Regions from separate parts of the Homo sapiens genome. Here region 2 is linked to region 1. A link is a loop called in an ENCODE intact Hi-C map of the cell type or tissue named here. Cell type or tissue: HepG2. All regions are shown on one strand. Each heading gives the region's core, and the rest is flanking DNA. Links, peaks and the distances in the headings are about the cores only.

Region 1 (3,392 bases), core at 406-2,905:
TGCAGGAGTGGGATCTTCACATTCTACTCCAAGGACCAAGTTGTTAGGGGCAGTGGAAGGGAGAGGAGCCATGGTGCGTGCCCAGGCAGTGTGGTGTTTTGTGTTTTGTCATATGGAAGCCACAAGTCACTCCATCAATATTTTGACAAAGCAGTTCCCCATCTTATGGAAAAAATCAAACTCTTCTTGTTTTCCTGCTTTCTTCACAATGAGGAAACGGGCAACATTTTGGCTAAAAGTTTATAAACATAAGCACATATTTTCTGGTCACAAATCTTCTAGGTCCTGATTGATCTGAATTTCCCACAGGGGTAAGCAGGACCCACTTGTGGTTTTGTGGTTTGCTTATAGCTCTATCCATATGTGGAAGGTTTTTTTTTTTTTTTTTTTGGAGACAGAGTTTCACTCTCGTTGTCCAGGCTGGAGTGCAATGCTGCGATCCCGGCTCACCACAACCTCCGCCTCCTGGGTTCATGCAATTCTCCTGCTTTAGCCTCCTGAGTAGCTGGGATTATAGGCATGCGCCACCACGCCTGGCTAATTTTGCATTTAGCAAAATTAGCAAAATGTTGGTCAGGCTGGTCTCAAACTCCCGACCTCAGGTGATCCGCCCACTTTGGCCTCCCAAAGTGCTGGGATTCCAGGCATGAGCCACCATGCCAGGCCAGCTTTTCTTTATCTTGGACAGAATGACTTCATTTATAAGCAGCATCTTGTGTAACAGTCAGTTTTATGTGTCAACTTGGCTAGGCTATAATACCCAGTTTTCAATTAAACACTAATCCAGGTGTTGCTGTGAAGGTATTTTGTAGATGTGGTTAACCTCTGTAATCAGTTGACTTTAAGTAAAGGAGATTATCTTTCATAATCTGGATGAAAGAAAATCAGGACACATATTTCCCTGACAAATACACCTTGTTTCCCTTCCTTAAAGGGTAGAGGCTATCTCCTGCTTTTTTCTGTGTGTCTTTGAGAGACCACTGAGGCAGAGTAATGCTGTAAAAAGAAAGTGGACTTTGGAATCAGGCATTGATTCTGTATTTGATCCTGGATTTGTCACCTGCTAGCTGTGTATTCACCTCAACTTTCTTGTTTGTTATTTTGAGATAAGTCTTGTGCTATTGCCCAGGCTGGAGTGCAATGGTGTAATCTCAGCTCACTGCAACCGCCGCCTCCCGGGCTCAAGTGATTCTCCTGCCTCAGCCTCCTGAGTAGCTGGGATTACAGGCGCACATCACCACGCCCAGCTAATTTTTGTTTTTTTAGTAGAGATGGAGTTTCACCATGTTGGCCAGGCTGGTCTCAAACTCCTTACCTCAGGTGATTGCCTGCCTCGGCCTCCCAAATTGCTGGGATTACAGATGTGAGCCACTGCGCCTGGCCAGTTTATGGGCCTTAATTAGAGGTCAAGAGTGAAGCCTCCCATATATAAAATTAAATACTTAGGGTAGATTCAGTGGCTCCGGCTTGTAATCCCAGCATTTTGGGAGGACGAGACAGCAGGATCTCTTGAGCCCAAGAGTTCAAGACCAGCCTGGGCAACATAACAAGACCTTGTCTCTACAAAAATAAAAACAGTAGCCAGGTGTGGTGGAATGAGCCTGTAGTCCCAGCTACTCGGAAGGTGGAGGCAGGACAGTCTCTTGAGCCCAGGAGTTCAAGGCTGCAGCAAACTATGACTGCACCACTGCACTCCAGCCTGGGTGACAGAGCAAGACCCTGTGTCTATGTTTTTTTAATTCCAAATACTTACCAAACATCTGCATTTTTACCAAAAATCTCAAAGCAGAATTTCTAATGACAGATTAGGTATGTAAATTAGAAGTCTTTCCCTCTGGCCCCTTTGTTTCTTAACACGCGTGGCACTCCATCATCTGCCATTCTTTCCCATCTGTTCTCTTTCACCCAGTCAGAAGCTCAGCTCAAACTGGCCACTAGAGGGAACACGTGTCCTGTTCCCAACAGGTTCTGGGTCCTGGCTTCAGGTGTCTGTAAATTACCTGATAGTCCCACTGGCATTGTCACTGAGCTACTGGCCTTGGGTGTACCAGGGTGAAGGCACTGGCCCTTGGTCCCAGACGCTGCCCCTTTCCAATTCCTCATGTATGCTTCATCTGTCTGGTCTATACAGGAGACCAGCTGTGGTGGGAAAGTATAAGGAGATGCCAGGAGTGGCTTCGGATAGAAGTGGAGAGAACACTGAACTAAAAGTCAGGAGTTTCTGATGCTAGTCCAATATCTGACAAAAACTCATTGTCACCTCTCTAGGCTTCAGCTTTCTCACGTGTAAGATGAGGGCCTTGAACTAAGTGGCTCCAAGTTCCTTTTCTGGGCTAATATCATATGAATCAGGGATCATGATCTCCAGACTCCCTTGGTCCTGACTTTCAGGCTAATGCAAGCCACAGAGGAGATATAGGAGATAGGCTGGGGCACAGATTGCACTGAGGAAAATGCATATGCATAAACAAAGTTTTGCCAACAGTTCTGTATTATTTAGAGCACCCCTGCAAGCCCAGTTAAACCCTACTGGTGTAGGGGGTTTCAACATACCAGGGACAGCTTTAGCAATCTTAGTAAGGTCTGCTTCTTTAAGGAATTGCACAGAGCACCAACAACCTGGAAGTCTTGTCCATGACCCATCCACAGTCTTCTCCATGAACTCATTGTAGAGCCTCACCATGATGGGGCTCCAGCTGGCACTGGGGAGGGAGTAATCCTTTGTATCAGACTGGAGGTGGCTACTGCTTGAGACCTGAAAAGTCCAAAAGGGGTGGTGGACTGTCCCCAGTACCTTCCGATTTGACTCATTCATTCAAGCATTTACTAATAGATGAGTCTGTTTTCATCTTGCAGAGCATGTACAAATACCCAGAGGTAAGAGAGAGCATGTCAGATTCCTAGAACTGTAAATGTGGAAACGTCTAGTAGGAGGGAAGGAATGGAAGGGAGGAGGCCAGAGGGAGAGCCTGGGGCCCTCCATCAACCATGTAGGAGAATGTAGGCTTTATGCTGAAGAGGTTTAAGCAGGAGAATGAAAGGGTCAGATTTGCATGTTAGAAGGATTTCCGTACACGGGAAGTTACAAACTGGTCAAGTCTCACTCACACTGGAGAGCCTTGCTGATATGCAATTCAAAGACACATTCTTTCCCCTGCCTGTTTCCTTTCAGCTTCCAGCTCCTCTGTGCCTCCCTCTCCTGCTCCCCAGTTCCTTCAGGTTCTGCTTCTAAGACGGTTCACCTTGTTTGACTATGTAGTTTATTTTATCTCCTTACTGTCCTATTACAATCAGAAGGCTCAGCCATCATCCTGGCTAACACAGTGAAACCCCATCCCTACTAAAAATACAAAAAATTAGCCGGGCATGGTGGTGGTTGCCTGTAGTCCCAG
Region 2 (2,873 bases), core at 1-2,500, 190 kb after region 1:
CCAGGGAGCAGCACCTGCAGGTTAGCCAGGTCCCGGCTGGGGAAAGACAGACAGACAGACACGTCTTTGAGACCGAGCCTCTTCAGGCCTCAGGCCGTCCCTGTGGAAGACGGCCTGTGAGATACTGCAGCCGCGTGGAGATCCCTTCAGGGCAGGTGTCTCGTCAGAAAGAGGTTTTTCAGGCCCTGGAGGCAGGCAAGAAGGAAGAACAGGAGCCCCGGGTAATCGCTGGGTCCATCCCCGCGGGTTCTGTCCACAAGTTCACTTGGCTTTTTGAGAATTGTCCCATGGGCTCCCTGGCAGCTGAGAGCATCCAAGGGGGCAACCTCCTGGAAGAGCAGCCCATGAGCCCCTCAGGCAACAGGATGCAAGAGAGCCAGGAGACTGCAGCTGAGGGGACCCTGCGGACTCTGCATGCCACACCTGGCATCCTGCACCATGGAGGCATCCTCATGGAGGCCCGAGGGCCAGGGGAGCTCTGTCTTGCCAAGTATGTGCTCTCGGGCACAGGGCAGGGGCACCCTTATATACGAAAGGAGGAGCTGGTGTCAGGTGAACTTCCCAGGATCATCTGCCAAGTCCTGCGCCGGCCAGATGTGGACCAGCAGGGGCTGCTGGTGCAGGAAGACCCAACTGGCCAGCTCCAACTCAAGCCGCTGAGGCTGCCAACTCCAGGCAGCAGTGGGAATATTGAAGACATGGACCCTGAGCTCCAGCAGCTGCTGGCTTGCGGTCTTGGGACCTCCGTGGCAAGGACTGGGCTGGTGATGCAGGAGACAGAGCAGGGCCTGGTCGCACTGACTGCCTACTCTCTGCAGCCCCGGCTAACTAGCAAGGCCTCTGAGAGGAGCAGCGTGCAGCTGTTGGCCAGCTGCATAGATAAAGGAGACCTGAGTGGCCTGCACAGTCTGCGGTGGGAGCCCCCGGCTGACCCGAGTCCAGTGCCAGCCAGCGAGGGGGCCCAGAGCCTGCACCCAACTGAGAGCATCATCCATGTTCCCCCACTGGACCCCAGCATGGGGATGGGGCATCTGAGAGCCTCAGGGGCCACCCCTTGCCCTCCTCAGGCCATTGGAAAGGCAGTCCCTCTGGCTGGGGAAGCTGCAGCACCAGCCCAATTGCAAAACACAGAAAAGCAGGAAGACAGTCACTCTGGACAGAAAGGGATGGCAGTCTTGGGAAAGTCAGAAGGAGCCACGACTACCCCTCCGGGGCCTGGGGCCCCAGACCTCCTGGCCGCCATGCAGAGTCTGCGGATGGCAACAGCTGAAGCCCAGAGCCTGCACCAGCAAGTTCTGAACAAGCACAAGCAGGGCCCCACCCCAACAGCCACTTCCAACCCCATCCAGGACGGTCTTCGGAAAGCTGGGGCTACCCAAAGCAACATAAGGCCTGGGGGTGGAAGTGATCCCCGGATCCCAGCAGCCCCCAGAAAGGTCAGTAGGGAAGAGCAAGCACTACCCAGAGGGCTGCCTGGGGGGTGGGTGACAATTCAGGATGGCATCTACACCGCTCATCCCGTGAGGACCTTTGACCCACCTGGGGGTGTCCAGCTTTCTCAGAGGGAACCCCAGTCAAGGCACAGGGAGACTGCCCTCTCAGTCCAGGCTCCCCGCCCACTCCAGGGAGGCCCAGGTCAGAGTACTGGGCCAGGGCGGGAGGAGCCTGGGGGCTGCACACAGATGGCCTGGGGGCCACCAGGGAAGGCGATGGCAGAAGTCTGCCCAGGGGGCCTCCAAGCTGCAGAGACCACCCTGAAGACTGCCCCTCTAGGCCGCCACATTCTGGCCTCTGGGCCCCAAGCTGCAGGTGCCAGCCCGCACCCCCATAATGCCTTTGTTCCTCCTCCTCCTACTCTCCCAGCTGCTGTGACAGGACCTGACTTTCCAGCTGGAGCCCACCGTGCTGAGGACTCCATCCAGCAAGCCTCTGAGCCCCTGAAGGACCCCCTTCTTCACTCCCACAGCAGCCCTGCTGGCCAGAGAACCCCTGGAGGGTCACAGACAAAGACCCCAAAACTGGACCCCACCATGCCCCCAAAGAAGAAGCCGCAGCTGCCCCCTAAACCTGCACACCTAACCCAGAGCCACCCTCCTCAGAGGCTGCCCAAGCCCTTGCCTCTATCTCCCAGCTTTTCCTCGGAGGTGGGGCAAAGAGAACACCAACGAGGTGAGAGAGATACAGCCATCCCTCAGCCAGCCAAGGTTCCCACTACTGTAGACCAGGGCCACATACCTCTGGCCAGATGTCCCAGTGGACATAGCCAGCCCAGCTTACAACATGGCCTCAGCACCACGGCCCCCAGGCCCACCAAGAATCAGGCTACAGGCAGCAATGCCCAGAGCTCTGAGCCCCCCAAGCTCAATGCCCTCAACCATGATCCCACCTCACCACAGTGGGGCCCCGGCCCCTCAGGAGAGCAGCCCATGGAAGGTTCCCACCAAGGGGCCCCTGAGAGCCCTGACAGTCTGCAAAGAAACCAGAAAGAGCTCCAGGGCCTCCTGAACCAGGTGCAAGCCCTGGAGAAGGAGGCCGCAAGCAGTGTGGACGTGCAGGCCCTGCGGAGGCTCTTTGAGGCCGTGCCCCAGCTGGGAGGGGCTGCTCCTCAGGCTCCTGCTGCCCACCAAAAGCCCGAGGCCTCAGTGGAGCAGGCCTTTGGGGAGCTGACACGGGTCAGCACGGAAGTTGCTCAACTGAAGGAACAGACCTTGGCAAGGCTGCTGGACATTGAAGAGGCTGTGCACAAGGCACTCAGCTCCATGTCTAGCCTCCAGCCTGAGGCCAGTGCCAGAGGCCATTTCCAGGGACCTCCAAAAGACCACAGTGCCCACAAGATCAGTGTCACAGTCAGCAGTAGCGCCAGGCCCAGTGGC

Evidence for each region. Hi-C counts contacts between places; a loop is a spot of excess contacts. Peaks named below come from ENCODE experiments on the same cell type or tissue, not always from the same donor. Only the 100,000 strongest peaks of a DNase experiment are listed, where the experiment ranks them.
Region 2: it touches region 1 in a loop (24-fold over the local background); 36 of 110 quality-filtered maps call a loop at or near these places.

What each region holds. Positions count from the first base shown.
Region 1 is chr3:39,376,839-39,380,230 of GRCh38, reverse strand. LOC105377037 (a long non-coding RNA gene) reads right to left here. Exons shown (of 3, transcript XR_001740661.3): 2 at 2,554-2,755. LOC105377644 (a long non-coding RNA gene) reads left to right here. Exons shown (of 3, transcript XR_007096252.1): 3 at 1-800. Among named protein-coding and RNA genes, the nearest start is that of SLC25A38, 4.8 kb to the left of the region's middle. RefSeq lists a silencer at 1,980-2,029. In HepG2, for the core only: a CTCF peak has its summit at 1,938 (motif pointing right); a DNase peak (open chromatin) is centred at 1,940.
Region 2 is chr3:39,184,652-39,187,524 of GRCh38, reverse strand. XIRP1 (xin actin binding repeat containing 1) reads left to right here. Exons shown (of 2, transcript NM_194293.4): 2 at 1-2,873. Among named protein-coding and RNA genes, the nearest start is that of XIRP1, 6.5 kb to the left of the region's middle. In HepG2, for the core only: no CTCF peak of the experiment used is centred there; no DNase peak of the experiment used is centred there; H3K27me3 peaks cover 1,069 bases.